Linked DNA regions of Homo sapiens: region 2 is linked to region 1. Evidence: chromatin loops called from intact Hi-C (ENCODE). Cell type or tissue: mammary epithelial cell. All regions are shown on one strand. Each heading gives the region's core, and the rest is flanking DNA. Links, peaks and the distances in the headings are about the cores only. Region 1 overlaps MOB3B (MOB kinase activator 3B). Region 2 overlaps MOB3B (MOB kinase activator 3B).

What was found. Peaks named below come from ENCODE experiments on the same cell type or tissue, not always from the same donor. Only the 100,000 strongest peaks of a DNase experiment are listed, where the experiment ranks them.
Region 2: a loop joins it to region 1, with 2.7 times the contacts of the local background. A loop is called at or near these places in 6 of 110 quality-filtered maps.

What each region holds. Positions count from the first base shown.
Region 1 is chr9:27,421,707-27,434,248 of GRCh38, forward strand. The region is part of intron 2 of MOB3B (MOB kinase activator 3B); the gene reads right to left. Among named protein-coding and RNA genes, the nearest start is that of IFNK, 96 kb to the right of the region's middle. In mammary epithelial cell, for the core only: no CTCF peak of the experiment used is centred there; DNase peaks (open chromatin) are centred at 5,145 and 5,695; H3K27ac peaks cover 4,247 bases.
Region 2 is chr9:27,493,371-27,505,912 of GRCh38, forward strand. The region is part of intron 1 of MOB3B (MOB kinase activator 3B); the gene reads right to left. Among named protein-coding and RNA genes, the nearest start is that of IFNK, 25 kb to the right of the region's middle. RefSeq lists an enhancer at 1,319-2,024. In mammary epithelial cell, for the core only: no CTCF peak of the experiment used is centred there; DNase peaks (open chromatin) are centred at 6,301 and 7,721; H3K27ac peaks cover 4,673 bases.

The DNA of each region.
Region 1 (12,542 bases), core at 1,541-9,540:
CTTGCTAGTCCTCACACATTCCAAATGTGGTTCCACCCCAGAACCTTGGTATTCACTCTTCCCTCAGCTTGGAATGTGCTTTCTCCAGATGTCGGAGGGTTTGCTTCTTATGTCATTCAGGTGTGGCTCCAGTAGCTTTCTTTTCTGCCCCTACTGTATAAAATAGCACCCATCACTCTCTAGCTGCTTTTCTTCATAGCACTTATCACCACCTGACATCTATATCTGATTATGGCCTGCCTCTCCTCCCCACTCTCAATGCAGATATAAGTTCAATGAGAGTGAGGATTTAGTCTTTATTGTTCTCTGCTGTGTCCTCAGTAAGTGTCAAAACAGTGCCTGGAACCCAGTAGGGGCTCCATTAATATTTGCTGAGTGAATGAATGAATAAATACATGAATACGTGAATGAATGCTACCTCTTTTCAGGGCAATAAGTTACAAATGGAAAATAGTGAGGATCAAATATTCAATTCATTCAACTTGCAAATCTGGGGCTGATCTTGCCTTTCAAATAGGTGGCTGGCTGAGCAATTTACATTTCAGCTTTCATTTCCCACTATTTCCTCAGTTCATTCATTTAATCTTCCCTGCAATAAAATAAATCAACAACCCACCATTAAATGCATAGTTCAGTCCAACTTCAACGCTTTATTTTTAGAGGAGACTTTTACAATAGAGGCATTTGGTAAATGTGAAATATGACCAACACCTATCTTGGTTCCACCTCTCTAATTCTGTTGATATAGTCTGACCTAGGTTTCTAGACACCCTATGGAAGTTAAAGTTATTAATGGAATGCAACCAAGATGCCATATTTAATCAAGATAGCTGAAGACAGATTTTATCTTTGTTTTCATGCATTGGCAATATGTAGTTTTATGTGTTGCCAACAATTTGAGGGGAGTGATGCACTTCTTAAGCTTTTTGTATGACACTTTTCATGAGATCAGTCTCTGATGAATATTAATGACTTTCAAAAAAATTGTATCTGGAAGAGACAATCATAGGTCTTGTTGAAGCATGTATACCACAAATTGTACTTTGCTTGTAAATTCCAGTTACAGAAAAAATTTATCAGGAGACACTGTACTGTGATCTTTAAAATTATTAAATGTACACATAAACATTTAAAAGATGAATCTTGAAAATTAGTTTTCTATGTCCTGAATCTAGACAGAAAAAAGCTGGGAATATGTATCTGGTATATCTTGATAGGGTCTGGAAAAAAGTGTTGTTCAATAGTCAATCTGGAAAGAAGGTGAATATTAGACGAATTATCCCAATAATAATGAGCATGAAATCTGAAAATACTACAGAGCTGAGGCTTTACTTATGGGTCCACATGGAGAGCCAGAAAGAACGCTACATGGCAAGTCAGGATACTCATGCTGTTCAATAAAGCAAACATTTTTAGTGCCTATTATGTGTTAGGCACTGGCCTTGCCTGTGACTCGGGTTCAGTCATTTTACTACATTGGGCTTCAGTTTTCTCATCTGCAAATTGAGATAAATCTTGCCCTGCTGACTTTACATGACAGTTATGACAATCAAGGGTGATGAATGAACTGCTAAACATTAAAAGTCTTTTGGTAAATATTAATATTATTATTGCACATAAATATAACAGTTTTACCTGTTCTGTGAATATCTTTGGCCCCCATACATGACTTTTTTTGTAATGGCAATACTCTTTTTTTTTTTTTTTTAACTTACCTAAGATTTAAGTCACTTCTTGTTGCAAGCAAGCAACTGTTGGTATGATGGCTAAACTAAGCTACTCTCACCTTACTTATACCCTGATCCTTAAAGAAGGTATGGAGCATTTAGTGTGGAGCATTTAAAGAGGGAAAAAAAATCAATAAAGTTGGATTTATGGTTATCTGATTTCTGCTAATCTCTTTAGAAAGCCTAACACTTGGGTCATAACATTCTTCACATGTGTAATAACTGGTTTAGTATCTGTCTTCACTACAAGAGTAGAAGTTACAAGAATTGTCCACTCTTTCAAATACAATGCCTTCATATGGCAGGCAAAACACACAGAACATACATATTTGTTTAATAAATGAATAAACTGATTGAGACTTTATGTTCATCAGAGAAAGTATCAATTATTTAGCTAGATCTTATTATAAGACAGGTGCTAAGTGCTTTAACATATATTAACTCATTTAATCCTCTCAACAACTATACGAAGGAGGTGCTAATCTGCCCACTTTACAGGTGAAGAAATAAGGACACAGAAAAATTAAGTTACTTTCTCCAGGTTACATAGCTAGTAAGTGGTGGAATTAGGACATGAACCTAGACAGGCTGGCTTCAGAGTCTGTGCCCTTAGTCTCAAGGCAATACAGTGTAAATGTCTGTGCATGCTGACTACATACGCATCTTAAAGCTCTGGCTTCCTGACAGTTAATCATCACTCACATAGAGTTAGCCTCTTGACATCCCCTATGCTTAGGTATGAAGCTGTTAAGTAAGAGAAGAAAAATGGAAAAAGGACATTTACTGTTTCTGTGGCTTCTTAAAGACACTAAGACTACAGACAATGAACTTAGAAGAAAAATGATTAGGCTGATTTAGAGGTTCATCCCAAACATCCCAATAACCATGACCAAATGAAGCCATGTCCCAAGACGTGCTAGCCACGGACACAGAATAATGTGTATGAGGCTCAAACTGAAGGCCCAAAGAGATACACAGGAACAGGGCAGGTCCCCAGTGAGTCATTTCAGAGCAATTGCTTTTTGCTTTCCTTCTCCCATTTACTTCATTTCTCATCTGTTCTTATATGAATCAAACCCCAGAACTGCGAGGAAGATAAACTCTGAGTGATTCTTGCTATTGCCAAACCCAGTGAAAGAACCACCGGGGGCCAATCATAAACTGCATGGGGACCCATGACTACTCAGTCAACATGACTTCTGCCCAATCCAGTGGGTGCGCAGACTCTACAAAGGGCAAATGCTGATGGTGAGCTTAATGGGATAATGCAATTTGTACTGGCCACCGAGCAAAGAATATACCAGACTGGAAAGCCAATCTGCCAATCAACTCATACATAGTAAGTTCCTACCATTTGCCACAGATTAGAACACAAGAGTTATGTTGGTGCATCAGTAGTAGCCATCCATGTTCCATACTTGTGTCGTAAGAACCAAAACTCTAGAGAGAAACCTTCCAGAAACTGTCCTCAACCTTCCAGGTCTCTTCCAGCCTCTTCCCAAGACAGCTGCATTCTGCTCTAGGGTTCTGTGAAATATGCCTGTAATCTTAGAAGTAAATTTTTCTCCACCACCCATAATTTATTGCTTGCTTGCTTAAACTAAACTACCTCCAGTTAGTTTTTGTTACAGGAAAATCCTCATTCAAAGTAACTGGGGGCATCCAGGCGCGGTGGCTTGTGCTTGTAATCCCAGCACTTTGGGAGGCCGAGGCAGGTGGATCACCTGAGGTCAGGAGTTCAAGACCAGCCTGACCAACATGGAGAAACCCTGTGTCTACTAAAAATACAAAATTAGCCAGGCATGATGGAGCACGCCTGCAATCCCAGCTACTCGGGAGGCTGAGGCAGGAGAATCGCTTGAACCCAGGAGGCGGAGGTTGCGGTGAGCCGAGAGCGCGCCATTGCACTCCAGCCTGGGCAACAAGAGCAAAACTGTCTCAAAAAAAAAAAAAAAACAAAACAACAACAACAAAAAAACAAAGTCACTGGGGGCAGATCTGTTTCTAAAATTCAGGATTTCTCAGAATTCAGAATGGTGCTGTGATACATATAGTACCCATTACATAACACCCCCAGCAGAGCCTGGGGCAGCACCTTGGAATCAAGCACATTAATACCTTTTCAGGGAAACATGAATGTTCATATTAAGTTAGATAAATAAAGAATACAAATAGTTTCATGCAGATGAAAACACTCATGGTTTTCAGGCTTTTTCTAGACTTCAGAATAATGGATTGTAGTCCTATATTTATAACCCAAAGTCCAATGCAGTGGGCTTATGTCTAAAAGGGGTCAAGGGTTCAGTGTGTTCATTAGAAGGCATGAGGCTCTTTTGTCAGCCTTCTCTTCCTTTCCCTTTTCCTAGCATCCCCCTCCCCAAGGTATTTCCAAACAATGTATTTCAAGCTTACATTCTACCATCTTTTCATCAATCAAACCACAAAGGGCCTGAAATGAGGGACTGGAAAAGTCATAGGTAAGGAAGGAAGAGTGACGGCAAACTGACTTATCCATTAGACGTTAGACGAAATAGCCCTGATTCACCCAGCAGAAGGAGGAGGGTGCTCTGTTTCTTTATGGAAAAGCAGGAGGAGTTGAATATTTACACAGTGCTTACCACAGCTAAGCCTTTAAATATATGGTTTCATTTCATCCTCTCAGTAAATCTTAGGAGGTAAGTGCTACTGTTATCCCCCATTTTACCTATGAGGACACAGAGACTTAGTAAGCCAGGAAGTGGCAAAACTGGGATTCCAACCTATCCTGTGTTGATACCAGAGCCCACACTCTTAATTTGTTTAACTTGGTATAAATAAAGTCATGTACATTGAGTGTTACTCAAACCTAATTTTCTCAGTTACAAGCACCAAATAGGAAGGAAAGGGGTTATACGTTTTGTTTTGTTTTCATTTTTGCTTGGCATGAGCAGAACAGGAAGGTATAGTGTTGGGGTGCAGGGAGAGGTCTAGGGGACATACACTGTTTTTCAAGCCTGCATCAGTTGAGATATCATGTGTATTGGCAAAGCTTATGCACACAGAGGTCCAGGCAGGTGACCAAGCTACTGTGAAGTGAATCTTTTGTTTGGGCACACAATGCTACCCCTGCAGGGATTTCTGAAGCTCGCTCCAGAGCGTCATGGCCATTGCCTGTCAGAGCTCTACCTCATGCCTAGAAGCAGCTGCTGCTTCTTCAAAGGAGTCCAGGCTCAGCTGATATCTAATCTCAGAATAATACATGACACTGTCCCCCCCTGCCCGACTCAGAATCCAAGGGGAAAATAATGAGATCCTCTAGGTTCCCCCAAGACTCACTTCCCAGGCTTGCACTATTTCCTTTTCTGCAGCCTCCTACTGCCTAGACTTGGAGGACTGGTTTCAGTCAGAATAATCCCCGCCTCCCACCTCCACCCCCATGTGCTTAAAAGCAAGCTCTCAGAGTTCATGACAAGTACAGAGAGATGGAGGGTAATGGAATAGGCGGGATGCTTGATTTTTCTTGCAGAATCCCATGCTTGTGTGGGCAAGATGAATCTGCAAGCACACACTGGATTATTCTAGGTGCCAATTTAGGAAGAGAACATCCAAGTTTGCCATGAGCAAAGGCAGAGCAAGGGCTACATGCTCTCCTGAAAGCAGATCCCAGAATTCCAGGGCAGGGAGTGAAAAATGCCTCCAAGGCTTGACTTCCTGCCTACCTGCATCAGAGTTCAGGGCACCTTGATGCAGACCTAAAGCAGTGCTAGTTCCATTTTTTTTCCCACCCACCAGAAGGCCAGGGCTAAGCCTCCTTAGTACAACCCATAGACTTTATGTTCAACAAAAGGAGAAACTTCAGGAACTGATATAGCCCAAATGTGCAAGCATTCCCAAAGAGCATCTGGTTACCTCCAAGGGAAAAAGAAATGCAAGCAGGCATGAACCACGTCACCTGCCAGACAATTCCCATGTGGCTAACGTCAAACATTCTTTCAGAGTGACTGGTTTGAAGAGAGATGTCTGCAAGGACAAGGAAAAGCTTTTCATATGCAGCCACCTCTCTGCTCCAGTTACTCTAGTAGTGCCTTAATGTCAGCCCAGGTAGTCATGCCTCTGGGATAAGTAGGTACATAGAAGGCACTAATAAATCTCAGATTTTCTAACAAACTCGAGAGATGGATTTACTCCATTGTTTTTTTGTGGCTCATCTTCCCCTAGTTCAAATAAAAAAAAGGAATGTGCAGAACAATAAAGATTCTATTCATATTTTTTGCCTTGTCTTTGATCTAGTTGGAATCTGTGTTTCAATACTGAATGGGAAATGAATGCCTTTGGAATTTCAGTCTTCCTGTTCAAATTTATTTCCCATCATGCCCTTCAGGAGCCCTCACAGAGGTTTCCTTATCCTCTCTTCTGCCTCTTTGGTGAGGCCTTTGCTTCCCTCCCTCCTAGGTCAGGCTCTCCAGCAGTCCCTCCAACCAAGCCCACCTGGCCCTATCTTGCCTATTAAGTTGGTTTTTACACCTGTGGGCCTGGCTACCTAGCCTGAACCCAACCCAATACTTCTGGTTTCACTGAGCGGTGACCAACCTACTTCCATCCCCAGTTTGTTCCAGTTTAGTACCTCCTGGGTCACACTTTAGGCATAATCCCTTCTCTAACAGCAGCCACTGCAAGCTGAATGTTTGGTCTACATGTTTATTACAGGCTATCCATGCATTCAGCAGCTATTTACTGAGGGGCTGCTATGGACTAGGCATATCAAAACAACATGGTGATGAAAAAATAATGTCCTTGTGATCAAGGAGCTCATGATCTAGTATATCTGTGCTTCTCACACTGGAATGTGCACAGAGACCACCTAGGGAAATTGTTAAAATGCAGAATTTGTTTCAGCAATATGATCTCAGGCAGAGGCCAAAGTTCTGCATTTTTAACAATTTCCCAGGTAATGCTGATGCAAATCATGCCTGAAGTACAACGTAGTAAGAAAGCGGTTGGGGAGATAGGGTGTTCACAGGGGTACCTCTAACTTAGTCCCTGATATTACAGCTGAGACCCAAAGGATGAATAGGAGTTGTCTAGAAAGAGATGAGTTTGTTCTGTGTGGAGAAATAAGACGTGGTAGAGGCCAAAGGTAAAACAAAGTAAAAATGTTGAGTTTCCATTCATTGCGGTCCAAAGCCTAAACAGAAGGAAGTTATTTTAGGATAATTTATTGACATGACTTATTGCCAGGGAAGATGGCCACTCAACAAAGGTGATAGCTGCAGGGCATATCTAAAATGGCTGGATGGCAGGTGCCATGGCTCCCAGCTCTGCCAAAGATGCCTGTGCTCTAAGATTAGCACAAATGCTGCATGCTCAAGGGGACCATGTGGGCTGGAACAATGGTAACCCATGTAGATAAGGGACTGGGTGGGTTGCTTTGTATTTTGGCACTGAGTTAAGTCCTGGAAGCTTTACCAAAGTCTGAGGAAGGGTACAAAGCCTGAATAATGTCTAAGCTGGCTTTCCCACCACCTGGTGGAACAGGGACTATACTCAGATATGTTAAACTAAGGAAAATAAACATGACATTCTGATCACCCTCAAATTTTGGTTCTTGACTCATACATACTTTAGAAATTCAAAATGGTTCAATCTATATGTAACCCCCATAAGTCTTTAGGAGACACCCTGATTTTAGGTCAGTGCTACAAATGACATGACATAAAGGGAAAGGCCCAGAGTTAAACTTCTAGAGCTTCTCATAAATCGTAGGAACACCCTATTACACCCACTTCAACTAAGAGGTCTTGGTTGGCTTTACAACTCTCAATAATGCTCTAAGATGAACCACTTGGAAAGCCCAATGAAATATGGCCATCAAAACAAACCAGCCAGCTGCATAGCCCCACATGGAAAAGTGTGATATTTGGAAATATCTCCATCAGGGAGGTAGTATATGCAGAATGAGCAATAATAGTGTCTCACACAGACAACAGCTGAAATCTGATCTCAGAAGTCATAGAAAGGAAAAGAAAGGGGACAAAACCATCCTAAAAATATTCTAATCACACTCAGAGCAATTCAAAATGATAAATAGCTAAGAGAAAAATAGATTCTAAAACAATTAAACAGAGGAAACAAACAGAGAAACTAGAACTAAGACAATGGCTCATTGTCTTACTGTGTCTTAGTTCACTGTGTCAGTTAGTGGCAGGAGGAGGAAGCTGGGCTGGGCACTGGAGACTGAGAATCTGGGAAAAGGAGTACTCAGATGGATGCTGTGGCTGTTGCATAGACGGAGAGCTTGGGCCAGCCCACCAGTGGTGCTGGTGGAAGATTGCCTAGTTTCAAAGTTACCATTCAAGGTCACGAACTTGGAAGTTCCATAATACTGAGTTTCAAGGTTGCCCCTCAAAGGATAAGCACTATCACCAGGTAAAAGCACAGATGGTGTCTCTAATGGTTACTCTGAAACTAGGTATCAGAGAGGAGGAGCAAGGATGTGCTGAGGGTTAGAAGATCTAAGTTAGTGTCTGAGGCAGACAGATCAGTGCCTGCAGCTCAGGAGCGAATGCAACGAAGTTCTATGGAGGCCCTTTGCTCCAACAGAGTTCCCTGATGGTCTGCTGAGGGTGCCACTTGCCTTCTAAGGGCTTCCCAGAGCTGTTGCTTAAACATTTCACCCTGTCTGATCAATCTCTCTGGATTTAAGGTGACATCACTACTCCTTGACCTGGTACTTTCATTCTCCACATCCTCTGCCAGGCACACCTTTTTAGTACAATTAGGGAAGCTTAGAGGAACTGCTGAGGCCACAAGGGATTGGCAACCGAGCCCCAGGCTTTTCTTTCCTGTGCTGCAGGGATGGTGCTCTCCGGCAGCCTCTCATGGTCTTTGATTCATTTCTGACTCCCACAAAGAGGAAAGCAGGCCCCAAAGGCAATCATAAGTGGCAAGTGCTATGGAGCCATGGTTTTCAAATTGTGCTCCTCAAAGCTTTAGGGTTCTGCTTCCTGAGCAAAGGAAGCTACCTCATCTTGGAGGACCAGGCGGGGAGGGTAGGAGTGCGGACTCTGAGCCTTTCACCCACTACTGCAGCCAACGCAGAACCAATTTTACTTATTTCATTTAAGGTTCTAAGTCTTTTTTTTGTTTGAAAAATATAAAAAGGTTTGAAACCACTAAAATAGTGTGTCTGCATCAATAACATCACACCATATTTTTTATAGTTAACTGAAAAGTTAAAGCCAAGGTAAAAGAAGAATTCGTCCAGGCGGAATTCAAAGGAGATGAAAAATTCCTAAAACAGGTCATCGTGAAACACAAAAGCTCATTTGGCCACTCATCTGGATTCTTAGTGAGGATTTTATTGGTGGTTATTTTAAAGTATTTTCTGTGAAAGTAGGCGCAACAACTCCTGGTTCTTACCACCGTGACATTAACCTTCTAAACCCTCCCGTTCAGATCATTAACCCCATGGGATTCTGTTCCACAGTTTGTTAAGCTGCCATCCTGCCTGCTTGGGAAAAAAAAAAAAAAATCCCAGTCAAAGATCAGATTTCACCTGAGACTTTAAAGCCCCAAGAATTTGGCCAATGCTAATTTAGACATTTTTTAAAACAGGTTCCTCCACTTGTAAATGACTGCGATTTTGTGCAGAGTTAGAAAAAATGCCTTCTGTATTGGGAAAAATTCAATTATTTTAAAGATAAATTCTCATTTTAAAAATGATTTTCTACCCTTAAAACAGTATTCTTTATATTCTCAAAGGAGGAGAAGCTAGATCACCCTACAATTTAAAAATAAATAAACCTCATGAATTGTATCCAAAGAAACAAAAGTTAAACAAACATATTCCTCACTTAACTAGAGATGTAACATGTGGTTTTATTTTAGTTGTTAAAGCTAACTCCTGATCTCCTTCCAAACAGGCCTAGTGACTTAATTACCATATTTGAAAGGAGAGCCACGAAAAAAATGGAGACAGGGAAGGAGACAGATGAATCTTCTTGGATATTTCTTCACAAGATTCAGAGGGAGTCCAATCCCACAAAAAGGACAGCCTTAGGCATCTTCTAGAAAGACAAAGCCTTTCTTGGGAGGGAGAGCTTGACCTTAAGTGGCAGCAAGAATCAACTACTATGGAGATAACATGAGGACCAGTGATGTAAATATTCCTTGAGACCAAGGTACAACACTGATGACTGACAGCCACAGAACTCTGTGTCTCCACTCTATCTTCTTTCAGGTCCCCTTCCAGTCTGCTTTTAAAGTTGTGGAGTCAGGTGACTGGGGATGTGTGAAGCTGGGAACTTCTGGGATTCTGAAATGCAAAACACTGGAGGCAGTCCCAGAGAAGAAGAGAAAGAACATTCTTTTCCAAATGACACAAGCAGACTTAAGTAAATTTATTTGTTCAGAAAAGGTCAGTAAAGTCATGCTTTTCCCATTAAAAATTGTATACAACTGATCAACATGACGGATAAACACAACTCTGTGTAGCAAGAGACCCAAGGCATGTTACAAACTCCCCCAACACCTCTAGCATATGCTGGAATAAATGAATATTGGCCTGGGAAGAAAAGTAACTTTAGAAACAGTCCAACATCCATTAGGCAGTGTGCTTCACAGAAGCAAAAGACATCAGACGATCAACTACCATGTTCAGAAAAATAAACCAGAAACTTGCACTGCTAAATAAAAGTTTAATTAAAGGGAAGAAGGCTATCTATTATTAAAATGGTCACAGAAAAGAGTAGTAGATCCAAGGTTTCACTTCCAGTCATTTCCATAAAACCTATTTTGATCATTCAACCAGATAGAAGCTCCCTCTTCTTTTACAATTCTGTAAGATTTCTTTTTTTTTTCTCTATGTGCTGAATTTCTTTCCCTGTGTTGTAGAGGCAGTAATAATTCAATCACAGGGTTATTGCCATTTGAGATACTGGAATAATCTGCAAATGTAAAAGTTCTATTCAGTATTGTCATAGTAGTAAAGCTTTTATTTTTAGTAGTCTCTTTTCACTTTGAGATAGTAACCTCAAGGACAGGAAGTACTTTTTGCTTTTCTTTCTATGCCCTGCAATGCCTTATCTCATGCCCAGCACATGGTAGGTTTTCCGCAAGTCTCTTTTGAATGGAACTGCATCTCTGCCAGGTTTGCACACCGCTGATCCTTATCTTCCCTCAGAACAGGTACTGTCATTGACAATCCTTTTCCATAATAGAACGTTAGTATTTGAGAGGATCCTGGAAGTTGTCTAGTCTCATCCTTTCCTGCCCAAAAATAGTACTGGAAAAATGCAGAGATCCTGACTTTGAAATAATGGTGGGATTCCATTCTGGGCTATGCATTTTAATCAGTGTTAATGCATAACCAGGAAGTTCTTACTCCACCTGCTTAATTTCATACCCTCTTGAACAGAAAAATGGGGCATTAAAGGAATGCTCCAAGGATGACATGAAAAGAAGAGGAGAAAGGAAGCTGTTTTCCATCTTTGCTAAAAGCACAAAAATATTCCCCAATTACATGGAATTCTCTATTCATCTGAGAGACAGACTGATGTTAGAAAATAGATTCAGGAATACCCTTTTCTCTTGAGAATATTATCTTTTCTTTAAGAAAATCAACATCTTTATTTCAGGAACTATTTTTTTTTTTCTAAATGAGATTTGCTGATTTTCTTTTTGCAGCATGACTTTTTTTATTCAAATATGAAGATACATATTTGATATAAATTTAGTACCGGCTCAAAAAGAGATATTAAATTCAGGGCTTTGTAAACATTATCTCATTTATGTATGATAGTAATGATTTTTTATATATGTATGTTTTTATTATACTTTAATATAATAATTTTAAATCAGAAATTACTCCAGTCCCTATCTCCCCTTTTCTAGCTCTGAACACATTTTCCACCTATGTCTGCACCATGCTACAGCCATTAGCTTCACCCATCTTAAGCAGTAAGATGATTTTAAACTGAGAAGCAGCCATGAATTAAGCCACATAGAGGTGAAACTGCTGTCAGATGTTTAGTAGATTTGAGGGTGCAAACTTAATCATTTACTGTCACAGAAATCAGAAATGCAAAAAAATCTTTGAGATAAACCAACCTCATGCCTTCTACCTTAAAAAGAGAATTCTCTGCCTTCTTCATGGGGCCAAGGATATCAAATGAGCCTACAAAGCTCCATCTCCACCCTCCAGTTAATCAAATCTGAAAAAATTCCTGGAAGAGAAGCAGCGAAGGGAGGTTGCACTGTGAATTGTCAAGGCCTTTAGAATTCCTGTGATTTATAGATGAGAATGAAGCCTTTCCATGCATATTGAAGGTGCATGGGATTCTTAATTTATGGCTTAGGAGTTGCAGGCTACAGTAATAAACCTGCTAAACTACTGAATCACTGCCAAGAGTGACCTTTACAGAGCCTGCAGAGGTCAAGCAGCCTTCTCCTTGCGAGTCAAAGAATTCTTGGCTAAATCAAAGCTCTTTTGGTTTAAGAAAAGAGAAAACCACTTGAGCCAACAGAAGCAAACATAAGCAATTTGATAAAAGGAAACAAGAGCAGGAGGTGGAGCCCAGCATCATGAGGGAATGGAAATAGAACTAAAAAATCCAGACTCAGGGTATTTGCTCACCTCTGTGAAGATGCATGGTAGCCTCATGTCTTCTTACTACTTCTGCAGACTGACATTCCTGGCTTTGTAATTTGGAATCAGAGATGTTGATTAGATACTGATGTAGATTAGAATACCCCTCGGAGGACAAATGCTGCCTTACAAGTGTTTTTGCTCATCTGGGCTGTCTGCTGACCCTCTTGTGTTGACCTACAATATACTTG
Region 2 (12,542 bases), core at 3,046-11,045, 73 kb after region 1:
TGGCTCACACCTGTAATCCCAGCACTTTGGGAGGCCGAGACGGGAGGATCACGAGGTCAGAAGATCGAGACCATCCTGGCTAACATGGTGAAACCCTGTCTCTACTAAAAATACAAGAAAATTAGCCAGGCATCGTAGTGGGTGCCTGTAGTCCCAGCTACTCGGGAGGCTGAGGCAGGAGAATGGCGTGAACCTGGGAGGTGAAGGTTGCAGTGAGCTGAGATCCCGCCACTGCATTCCAGCCTGGGCGACTGAGCGAGACTCCATCTCAAAAAAAAAAAATTTCATGGACACTTGTCACTTCCCCAATCAATACCCTTGTGATTTCCTATGCCTGTCTTTACTTTAATCTCTTAATCCTGTCAGCCGAGGAGGATGTATATCGCCTCAGGACCCTGTAATAATTGCATTAATTGCACAAATTGTACAGCATGTGTGTTTGAGCAATACGAAATCTGGGCACCTTGAAAAAAGAACAGGATAACAGCAATGTTTAGGAAAAAAGAGAGATAACCTTAAACTCTGACCACCGGTGAGCCGGGCAGAACAGAGCCATTTTTCTCTTCTTTCAAAAGCAAATGGGAGAAATATCGCTGAATTATTTTTCTCAGCATGGAACATCCCTGGGAAAAAGAATACGCACCTGGAGGTATAGGCTTATAAACAGCCCCCACCCAGGTGCACCTGTCTCTTATGGTTGAGACTGCAGGGGTGAAATAGACCCCAGTCTCCCATAGTGCTCCCAGGCTTATTAGGAAGAGGAAATTCCTGCCTAATAAATTTTGGTCAGACCGGTTGATCTCAAAACCCTGTCTCCTGATAAGATGTTATCAATGACAATGGTGCCCGAAACTTCATTAGCAATTTTAATTTCACCCTGGTCCTGTGGTCCTATGATCTCGCCCTGCCTCCACTTGCCTTGTGATATTCTATTGCCTTGTAAAGTACTTGATGTCTGTGACCCACACCTATTTGCACACTCCCTCCCCTTTTGAAAATCCCTAATAAAAACTTGCTGGTTTTTGCGGCTTGTGGGGCATCATGGACCCTACCGACATGTGATGTCTCCCTTGGATGCCCAGCTTTAAAATTTCTCTCTTTTGTACTCTGTCCCTTTATTTCTCAAGCTGGCCGATGCTTAAGGAAAATAGAAAAGAACCTACGTGAATATCAGGGCAGATTCCCCAATACTGGAGTGCAGTGGCGCGATCTTGGCTCACTGCAACCTCCGCCCTCTGGGTTTAAGTGATTCTTCTGCCTCAGCCTCCTGAGTAGCTGGGACTACAGGCACGCACCACCAAACCTGGCTAATTTTTGCATTTTTAATAGAGACGGGGTTTCACCATTTTGGCCAGGCTGGTCTCGAACTCCTGATCTTGTGATCTACCCACCTTGGCCTCCCTAAGTGCTGGGATTACAGGCGTGAGCCACCATGCCCTGCCAAGAACATACATTTGTAACAGTGCCACCCCTCCCCCTATTCCACATAAGAGTTGTGGTCATGTGACAAATTTTGGATCCTGAAGATCTTGTTAAAATGCAAATTATGATTCAACAGGTCTGGTTCAGGTGATGCATGTGTAGTGAACTGCTGGTGATGCTGATGCTGCTAGTCTGTGGGCCACAATCAGAGTGGCAAGGTTCTTGGGAAAAACTGCTATATATTAAAATAAAATGGGCCAGGCAAGGTGGCTCACAGTGTAATTCCAGCACTTTAGGAGGCTGAGGTGGGAGGATCACTTGAGCCCAGGAGTTCAAGACCAGCCTGGGCAACCTGGTGAGACCTTGTCTCTACAAGTGATTTTTAAAAATCAGCTGGGCACAGTGGCATACACCTACAGTCTCAGCTATTCAGCAGGCTGAGGCAGAAGGATCACTTGAGCCCTGGAAGTCAAGGCTGCAGTAAGCCATGATTGTACCACCACACTCCAGCCTGGTGACAGAGTGAGACCCTGTCTCCAAAATAAATAAATAAATAGATAAATAAATAAATAAATTAATTAATTAAATGAATGGAGCTGAGGGAGTCAGGAGGGACCGTGAGGCAGGGTTAGCTACTCCATCCCTGTTCCTGCATGCCTGAGGGACATTTCCACCATAGCTCGTGCCACACTGTATTAGTTTTCCCATGCCTGTTCCACTAGGCTGGGAGCTCCTTGAAGACAAGGAACCCATCCTGATGGCCCCAAGGGACTGCTGAATTCAATTCAGACACTCAATTCAGGCTATGTGTAAACAAATGAAGAAAGTAATGAATCCATGAATGTATGAAATTCATGTAATGAATGAAATTAAGGGAAATGACTGTTGGTTAGTGTATTAAAGTCTAAATGGGTTCAAACTTCCTGTTTCCGAATTACTGGACTAACTTCATATATTACCAGTATTGAGAGTATTAAGTGCTTTATTGTTTGATATCCAGGCAAGAGAACTATCAGGAAAGATTAATCCTGGACATTCACTTTAGAAAGATAAAGTTTCAAGAGTTCCCTTTACTGTAACACACAAAAGAAAGACCCAGAACTCCCTTTTCTCAAGGGACATCTCCTATCCTGGAGGAACAGTAAGTACAGTTCCCAGCATATCACTAGGACAACATCATTTACAAAACAATCATGCTGGCAGCATACTGTTATAATTAGCATAGATTCTCTTCTAAGGCACATAGAAGCGTTATCTCTCTATGCTAATCACTTTAAAGGTTCTGTAAGCAATATCACTAAAAACGAGCAAAAAAACTCTCATTACTTGTATGACAAAATACAGCAAGTATTCCAACTGAGTTGTCACATCAGTGTCCATTTTTACAATTAACTCATGCTGTGTTTACATGCTTAATCCTACTGCAGGAACAAGTGGAGATTAAGTTTGCCAAGTAAACCACTATAGCAAAGTCTGGTTTTATTGCCAGGAGATAGAAACCTGTTAAACTCAGAAGGACCACTGAAAGTGTTAAGTTTCAATGGACAGCAATAGGAAGCACTTGCCCAAACGTGATCTATTTACATAGCATGCATTCTTCTGATCAGACTCTCAGGTTATTCGATTGGTCAGTTCAGGGCCTGCCTTCCTATGGCTCTTTTGTTGCAAAGTGGGACGTCACATGTAAGGACAGTATAATGTCAACTTCTAAACTTCTCCAGGTACATGTAAAAGTTTAGTTCTACAGCCTAAATATTAAAAAATATGGATGTGGTTAACCGTGGTTCATCTCAATAGAATAATAGGACTCCAATAAATATGAGGCATTCCATTTAAAATAGGGAAACTGTAATTAGGTGTGTTTTAAAATTTAGCTCTGGTTTAATCAAGTCAGCCTAAGCAGTCCAACATATTAGTCTTTGTCAGTAAAGGAATCCATCCACTCTAAACTCTCCCTGGGCTTCTGAAGAACTTTAAAATTGTTCATTAATTAATGCTTTCAGCACTCCTACAGCCTCATTATGCTGTTGTTATTAAGCATTTTATTTTCTTGGTCCCAAGGGTTCCCAAAGCAAATACATGTTCCCCAGCAGACATTTATGTTTTCCTCCAGAAGAGTTGGTTTTCCATTCTTGATCTAAAACAAATGTTAATTAAAACGATGGTTAATATGGCCCACACTTTTCCCAAACATTTTCAAAGTTGGCAGCATTCCATTCTCCTCTTCCTATATTCCAAGAAACTCCAGCAAGTGATTAGTCTTCTTCATAGAGTAAAAATATCTAGACAAAAGCAGTCAAAGAATATTCTGAGTAGCTTCCCAGAAAGATATTCTTAGAAAAGCTCCCTGTTTGGGGCTCTTATACATCAGAGAGCTTCAATTCCTACAAACTTTGTGGAGGTTACTTTAAAGGCCAACTACCTTTTGACTCACAAATCACTTCTGGGAAATTTTCCTAAGGAAAAAGCATAGATTTCCACAAAGCTTGGATGTGAAAGCTTGTGAATGTCTTTATCACAACATTGTTTAATATTTAAATTCAGAAAAACCTAACTTCCCAAAAATCATGGAGTATCCATACTATAGAATTCTATATAGACATATGAAAAGCTTTAATAAAATATTTAAGGATATTAAAATATTTATGATTTAGTATTATACAAATATAAGAAGACAATGAGAATAATTTCTAGAATTATCACAATTTCCTAAAAAATATATATACATATTTGACTGTAAAGAAATAAACTCAGAACTTACTAATAATTATGTCTAGTTTCAGGTGATTTTAATTTCTTTTCTGTACTTTCCTAAATTTTTGTAGTTTTATATGTTCTAAATTAAATATATATTACTTTGTAATTAAAATATAAAATGTTTTACTTATTCCTTTCTCTTAGCAATGTGAATATAGTCTTCCTACATGGGGAATTAATCACTAGATTAGTAGGAAATTAATGAAATTAACAATGGATGAACAAAAAGTTAACTTACCACATACATTTGGCTTTAACTTCTTGTATGTAAATAAATTCCTCCCAGTAGATTCTCTACCAACTACCTCCAGTTTCTATTAGCTGATCCTTGTTTAGAAGCAGTCCACTGATTTTTAGTAAATCAAAATGAAACTCCAAGAAAGACAAGAAGATGAAATGTGAAAAGGAAGCTGGCCTTGGTGCTATGCACAGTGATGGAAACCATGAATATGAATAGATGGAGCATTCGGATAGCAGGATAATAGAAGAGGGAAATGCATTCATTTGACAGCTGCCAACTCCCCCTCCCTGCACTGTCACTTCCCGGCTGCCCACCCCCTTCTCCAGGCCTTGATTCCCAGCCCACAGAAACGCCGTGGTGCGTGTAGCCTCTATGGTGTTCTCACACTCCAAAAGCGCAGAAAATAAAAGGCCACTATGTTGAAAGCTTGTGCCTCATAGAGTAACAACAGTGCTAAAAGTGCTTAAAAATACGTTACTACTTTTCATATCAATCACAGCGTTTTCCAAGCTACTCCCCAACCTACTGTGAGGTACAAGGGTGAGCATTGTTTAATTGGCTTTGGGAGTCGTATGAGCTGTGCGAGACCTTTAATTAGAGGAGCTGGTGGAATAAGCGTGTGATGTGTGTGTTAGGGAGGGGTGGGCTGGTTCTGCCATGGTCTTTGTAATCCCTTTGCAAATGCACCTTTGGACAAACTTAAAAGAAAGTAGAGGAAAGTTAGAAGAACTTGCTTCTTACTAAAAGAAGTTCAAGGTAGCAGTACCCTAGGTTTTGTTCATGTGCCTAATCTCTGAATTCAAATACCACTTAATAATGATGCTTAAACTGTTTATTCTCAATGTCAGAATGTTCTCATCTAGGTCAACAGAGAAAACCCTGATTTGTAGTACTGGGGTCTCATCCCAGAGACTGTTGGTGCTGAGGCACATGCACCATTGAAAGGGGAAAGTTATTCAGTACTAGCAGCAGTTGCTATGTAGAGATAAAGACCTGACATTGCTGGATCTTATGATTCTTTAAGCGTAATTGGAAATCTATTTTTTAGGTGAAATCTGTATTTTTATAGGTTGATAACTTAAAAGAAAAATCAACACTTTCTATGAGCAAACAAAACATCTCTGTGGGCCAAAATAGGCCTGTGGACCTCTGATTCAGGAAGAAGAGGATCTTAACACAAGATTTTTTAAGCACATTTTAAAGTGCACCAAATTTATCTGTATATGCATAAATTATTATCCAATAAATTCAGTAGAAAAGAACCATGAATTTAAATTCTAAACCACCTGACCAATTTATCTGAATCAGCTCCTAAAATCATTTTGGGTCTATTTTCCTCCTTTAATTAAAATAAGAATAATCTACTAAAGTTTTACAATTTAAATATTGACAATTATATTTATTTTTGCATCTCAGAGCCACTGCTGATGTATTTCTTTTATGTATGAAGAGACTGAGGAACAAGGAAAAATCACAGAAAAGCCAGAGGATGAAGCTGGAATGCAAGAGTCCTGTCTCTTTATGATTCAACAATCAAATAAAAACCTTCTCTAAAAAATGACCAAGAAAGCAAGCTTATTAGGTTCATGAACAGAGTCATCACGTAAACAAATTACTTCTATAATAGTCCCAGTAAAATGATCTCAGGTTCTTATTTAAAACTCATGGAAAGGAAATATGTCAGGTTAAGACATCTTTATCTGTTTTTAACAACTGGAATATTAATCATATCTAATTCAATGTATATTTCAAAATGAGTAACTCACATATTCACAGCACTGTCCAAATTAATGAACAGGTCCCATTACCTAGGACTCATACTTTAACATTTACTAATTCGCTTTCCACACTGCCATTTCTCGTTAGAATGGCAACTTCTAGTTTGTGAAGGAAATGAGTCATTCCATGCAACTATCCCACCTTCTGAAGGACAAGTCACAGCAGGAAATGAATGGCTTTTGGTTTTTTTTTCTGCACTAGTACAGAAAAACAATGTATCTAATACTGAAGGATCTGAACTTTGGGACAATCACTTTTTCTAGATATTGTTTGCAACTTTCAGAACATTCTTATAAATTAATGTAAATTAGAATTATAATTTTGCCATTGTGTTATGTTGAAATGAAATCTACAGCTATCACTAAATGTTTATGAATTTTCCATCTACAATCAACCTTTCAATTAGTCTTATACAAAGTCGGTCTCAAGTTAGATTTCTGGTTTTTACATCTAACTTAAATGCATCTTGTGGTTAAATGCTGTGGAAGGTTTGACTAGACCTCAGAACTATCAATAACTTATAAATAATGGTTAAAAATCACCATTAAAGTGTGTATAGCAGAAACCTAGAACTGAAATTCACTTGAATTGAGTCTGGTTCACCTTATTTAGTTTCTTCCTTATTTAGTTTCAAATTCCCTGTGCTGGGTTGGGGGGTGGGGAGAACCCTGTGACTTATAGATATATAAAGTGTCTTGTGAGAAATGCAAAATTCCTTCGTAAAACTACCTTATCATGCTGTCCAAATTATAGAAAGCACAAACAAGTGTCCTCACTTAGACAAAAGGCTACAGTAACCAAAACAGCATAGTACTGATACCAAAACAGAGATATAGACCAATGGAACAGAACAGACGCCTCAGAAATAACACCACAAATCTACAACCATCTGATCTTTGACAAACCTGACAAAAACAAGAAATGGGGAAAGGATTACCTATTTAATAAATGGTACTGGGAAAACTCGCTAGCCGTATGTAGAAAGCTGAAACTGGATCCCTTCCTTACACCTTATACAAAAATTAATTCAAGATGGATTAAAGACTTAAACATTAGACCTAAAACCATAAAAACCCTAGAAGAAAACCTAGGCAATACCATTCGGGACATAGGCATGGGCAAGGACTTCATGACTAAAACACCAAAAGCAATGGCAACAAAAACCAAAACTGTCAAATGGGATCTAATTAAACTAAAGAGCTTCTGCACAGCAAAAGAAACTACCATCAGAGTGAACAGGCAACCTACAGAATGGGAGAAAATTTTTGCAATCTACCCATCTGACAAAGGGTTAATATTCAGAATCTACAAAGAACTTAAACAAATTTACAAGAAAAAAACAAACAACCCCATCAAAAAGTGGGCAAAGGATATGAACAGACACTTCTCAAAAGAAGACATTTATGCGACCAACAAACATATGAAAAAAAAACCTCATCATCACTGGTCATTAGAGAACTGCAAATCAAAACCACAATGAGATACCATCTCACACTAGTTAGAATGACGAACATTAAAAAGTCAGGAAACAACAGATGCTGGAGAGGATGTGGAGAAATAGGAATGCTATTACACTGTTGGTGGGAGTTTAAACTAGTTCAACAATTGTGGAAGACAGTGTGGTGATTCCTCAAGGATCTAGAGCTAGAAATACCATTTTACCCAGCGATCCCATTACTGGGTGTATACCCAAAGGATAATAAATCATGCTACTATAAAGACACATGCACACGTATGTTTATTGCGGCACTATTCACAATAACAAAGACTTGGAACCAACTCAAATGCCCATCAATGATAGACTGGATTAAGAAAATGTGGCACATACATACCATGGAATACTATGCAGCCAAAAAAAGGATGAGTTCATGTCCTTTGCAGGGACATGGAGGAAGCTGGCAACCATCATTCTGAGCAAACTACCACAAGGACAGAAAGCCAAACACTGCATGTTCTCACTCATAGATGGGAACTGAACAATGAAAACACTTGGACACAGGGAGAGGAACATCACACACCAGGGCCTGTCATGGGGTGGGGGGTGGGGGGAAGGATAGCATTGGGATAAATAACTAATGTAAATGATGGGTTGATGGGTGAGGCAAGTGAATCACTTGAACCCAGGAGGTGTAGGTTGCAGTGAGCCAAGATCGCCCCACTGCACCGTAGTCTGGGCGACAGAGTGAGACTCTGTCTCAAAAAAAAAAAAAAAAGTGCTATTTGTGAGATAGGGATCTACATGAGCAATTTAATGTACTTCCAGCAAGGGAAAGTAGGGAATCGAAACTGTTAGGGTAGACTTTTGTTTACTTGACAAAAAAAAGAGAAGTTATTAGGCAAAAGGAATTTTAAATATTACAGTTCAAGTTTTACCTGTGTAGTCCTTGATGCTCTTTCAGGAAAAAAACACTCACTCTCAACAAAAAGGGCAAAGACTAGAATCTGACCCTGTTTGTCCTTCCCTTTTTTTGCCATCAATTTGCCTCTCTTATTTCTTCCATATATACACGATCCTTCTCCCTACAAATGTGACAGATCTCCAGTTTCTAGTCATGATTTGCTAAGCATAGTGCTGCATGCTCTACTTACATACTTCACTGCCTGTTTTCAGATCAAAAGAGACAATGAGCGAATTCTCCATTTCAAAACCACAGCAATCTTTATATCCTCAGGTCCAGCACTTTAGGACCTGGAGTCATTGATCTAGGTCTCCCACACAATATCAAACCAAATAATACTTAATACTAATTCCAAATACCTCTTCCCTATTCATATACTTATTTTAGGATTTAATTTATCTTTCACTCTTTCTGTGAAGTCTAGGGACTGGACAGCTACCTCTTCAACTTGTCATCCTGTACTTAGCATTTTACCTCTGAATAACTCACAAACTACAGTATACCCCAAACCAGATTAAAGGTATGCATTGGATATAGTGTTTAAGCACAAAAACACCCATCAGCCAACTGAGGACTGTTGTGTGAAGACTAATGTCCTGAGATGGCCAAGTACACATCAGGTGTCCCTTTCCTCCCCAGGAACACGGCCAGGGCAGCCATCAGCTAAGGAGACAGAAGCTTTTCTGGCTTCAGAATCTTTCTTAACACAGCCTCTCCAGGCAGCCACTACTGAAGGGTCAGACTTGGTCCTCCAGATGAAAAGCTTTTGTCATGTGGCCTCCAAGCCCTCAATCCACCAGGATGCCCAAACTAAATTCTTACAGATGGGAGTATCTTCAGTCTTTCTAAAGAGAATGTCACAGGAAAGTAGGCAGGAATCTCTTTTTATCCAGGTTTTAGCCTAAGTGTTAAGATCAGCAATTCTAAAACATGGTGTCAGCCCTTTGTGACAAAGTCCTCTATTATCCTGTTCATCTCCCTGCTGAATTCTTAGCAACCTCTCTCAGAGATCTGCAGACCCTTTTTCTTGGGGGAAAGAGGTAGTTTCCCAAAGCTGTAAGTGTTAGTTCAGAGAATGAGAGATGCTGACTTCATTGTTTCCCAATTCAGTGAAGCAGGAGCCGGACTTCAGGCATCTAATTCTCCTCAAATAAAGAGCTAGGGGTGACTAGACTGGAGGAAGAACATGACACACGTGTGAGGTCTAAGAACCAGAAGAAAAAAGGAGGGAAAGGGAAGGACTGGGAGTTGAAAAAATTTCAATTTGCCTTTACATGGTACCTATATTTCACTAGAGGAAAAATTGACCACGAATGTCAAATGTAGTAACTTTTCATTTCAAGTTCTTGTCCTCTCCATCTGCTCCAATTCAGAGCCCAAATGCCCGAAAAGGGCAAGATAAGATAAAGTAACGAGACCATCAACTTCTCGCAAATTAATAAGTTACCATAAATGAAAATCAAAGTGGAGGCGGATCCAGCCCCAACTGGCTGCTGTTCTTTGGGAAGGAGAGGTGGCCACTGTCCTAGAAGGCGGCCCTGCCTTCTCCGTCAGCAGCAGCCTCAGTCAGCTCTCCTGCGCTCCTGTCTCTTCTTCCTGCATACTCTGCCCCAGATTCTGACTTGAACCTTGCTAAAATACTGATTAGCCCTCTGTAAAGTTTGGCTGTCCAGTGGCACCAGAATCATAGAATAATCAGGGTAGTGGACCCTGTAATGTGCCATCAGATTCCTTTAGGACTAGGGCATTTATTCTCCCAGTTGGGAGTGTTAGAGGCTGGCAGCTTTCAGCTGAGGGCCTCTCAAAGAAGCATGCTTAGTTAGAGAGAGCCACCGCCCTGGAGGGAGTTTGCCCTCTTGGGATTGGGCAACCCACAGCCAATGACTGGCTGATGGAGAAACATAAAGGCCTTGCCCCCTTGCCTTAACTCGGGACCACTCTTCAGGCTGTCCCGGCTCCAGAGCCCCCTGTGCATCACAGCCATCTTCTCCCTCTGTTCCGTTCTCCTGCTTTCATTCCCCTGCCAGTCCTTGTGGCCATAAGCAGTCCCTAATGAACCTCCTACTTGCAAATCACAGGGTCTCAGAGTGAGATTCCTGGATAACTGAACTGTGACCATCAGACACAAAGTACAAATAGTGCTTCATCATCTTTTGCTCAACTTTAAATTCATACATTATTTACTGACATCCCTAATGCTTGCATCAGCCACATTTATACGTTGGTATTCAGCAAACACAAGAGGACATGGCTAGGCTGCCTGTCCCCCAGTCCAGTGATAACAATGCTACTGCAGGATTTGCACCATGATTTTAAAAGATGCAGTCCTCATTTTGTGTGGTTCTGATATGCACCCATTTCAGTGAGCACAATTTAAATGACACCCATCCTACAACAACCCTGTTCAAATTTCAGTTACCACAAGATATTATAGTAGTAACTGAATGAAGTATGCTCTTCAGCCCACACTACAAAAATGACAGATGCATAGCACAACCAGTGGCCAATCACATCACTTCTTTCAAAGACTGTCAGTGACTGGCCTGGTCACTGCACATCTGAGCAGTAGAGTGATACTTGGCCCTGGGGCTTGGGGAGATAAAGGAAGGACAGCAAGAAAGCAGGGCACACTAGCCAGAGGGTGGTTATGGATGACCTCCTTGACTATCAGAGTCCTGAACAGGAGCAGGGCCTTAGAAGGGGTCTGGAAGCATGTCAATCCATCCACATTCAAGCACAGGAAAAGTGGGACCAATATCAAACCTCATTATTCATTTCCCACCCCTACTGTAACACATTACCACAAACTTAGTGGCTTCAAACATCATAAGGTGATTTTACAGTTTGGAGGTCAGGAGTCTAAAATGGGTGGCAAGGCTGTGTTACTGCTGGAGGTTCTCAGGGAGAATCCACTTCCTTGCCTTTTCTAGCTTCTGGAGGCTGCCTGCATTCCTTGACTTGTGGCCCCACATCACTCTGACCTCTGCTTCTGTCATTGCATCTCCTCAGACTCTCGCTTGCCTGCCTCCTTCTCATAAGGACCCTGTGGCTACACTTGGCCCACCCTGATAATCCAGAACAATCACCCATCTCAATATCTTTAGTGTAATCGCATACACAAAATTTCTTTTGGCATGTAAGATAACATATTCACAGGCTTTATGGATGAGAATGTGGACATCTTTGGGGAGCTATTATTTTACCTACCATACCGCATCATGTTTTTGCAAATGACTGGTGTTCTCCTGGACAATGTCCTGCATTCAGCTGCTAGAATGACAGGGCTGCCTGCAAACATCTGTGTCCGTACCTAGACCTCCCCGGGAAAGGGCAAGAGTGAAGGAATGACGGCCTGGTGTTCCTGCCCCAAATCAGCTTTTCCCAAAGGGCTGCTTAAGACTCTAGTCCCTAGATACATTCTACATTAAAACCTACCACTTTCCCGTGAATGTGGGAAGTACTGCATTCACACTCTCCTTCTTGGACACTCACAATTCATATTAGCATAACAAAGATCCTGAGATGTTCTGCAGTAAAGAAATCTCTTTGACTTGCTTAACTCTGAGTTTTCTAAATGTATTTTCACATAAAATAAATTTAGGAAGAAGTTGGGAATGCTGTACTAGCTTATATTCCAACTCTGGCCAATGCTGTGCAAACAGTTCTGCATGAAGTCCACAGACCTCTCAGGCCCTCTTGAAAGCTTAATGCATGAAGCTGTCTTACCAGAATTATATTAATTCTCCTGGAGTGGTTTCTTCTCTTGCACCAGCCCTTGGATGCACTTTGGCAAACCCTGAAACTGCCTATTGACTCACACGTGCAAAGTATATGAAGTGACACATTCTTCAGGTGTCTCAGCTCTGCCTGGAAACTCATTTCCCGTAGAGCCATTTTTTCCCCCTCTCTCTTCCTTCTCTTTGACTCTGGCTCTCAAAACTAAG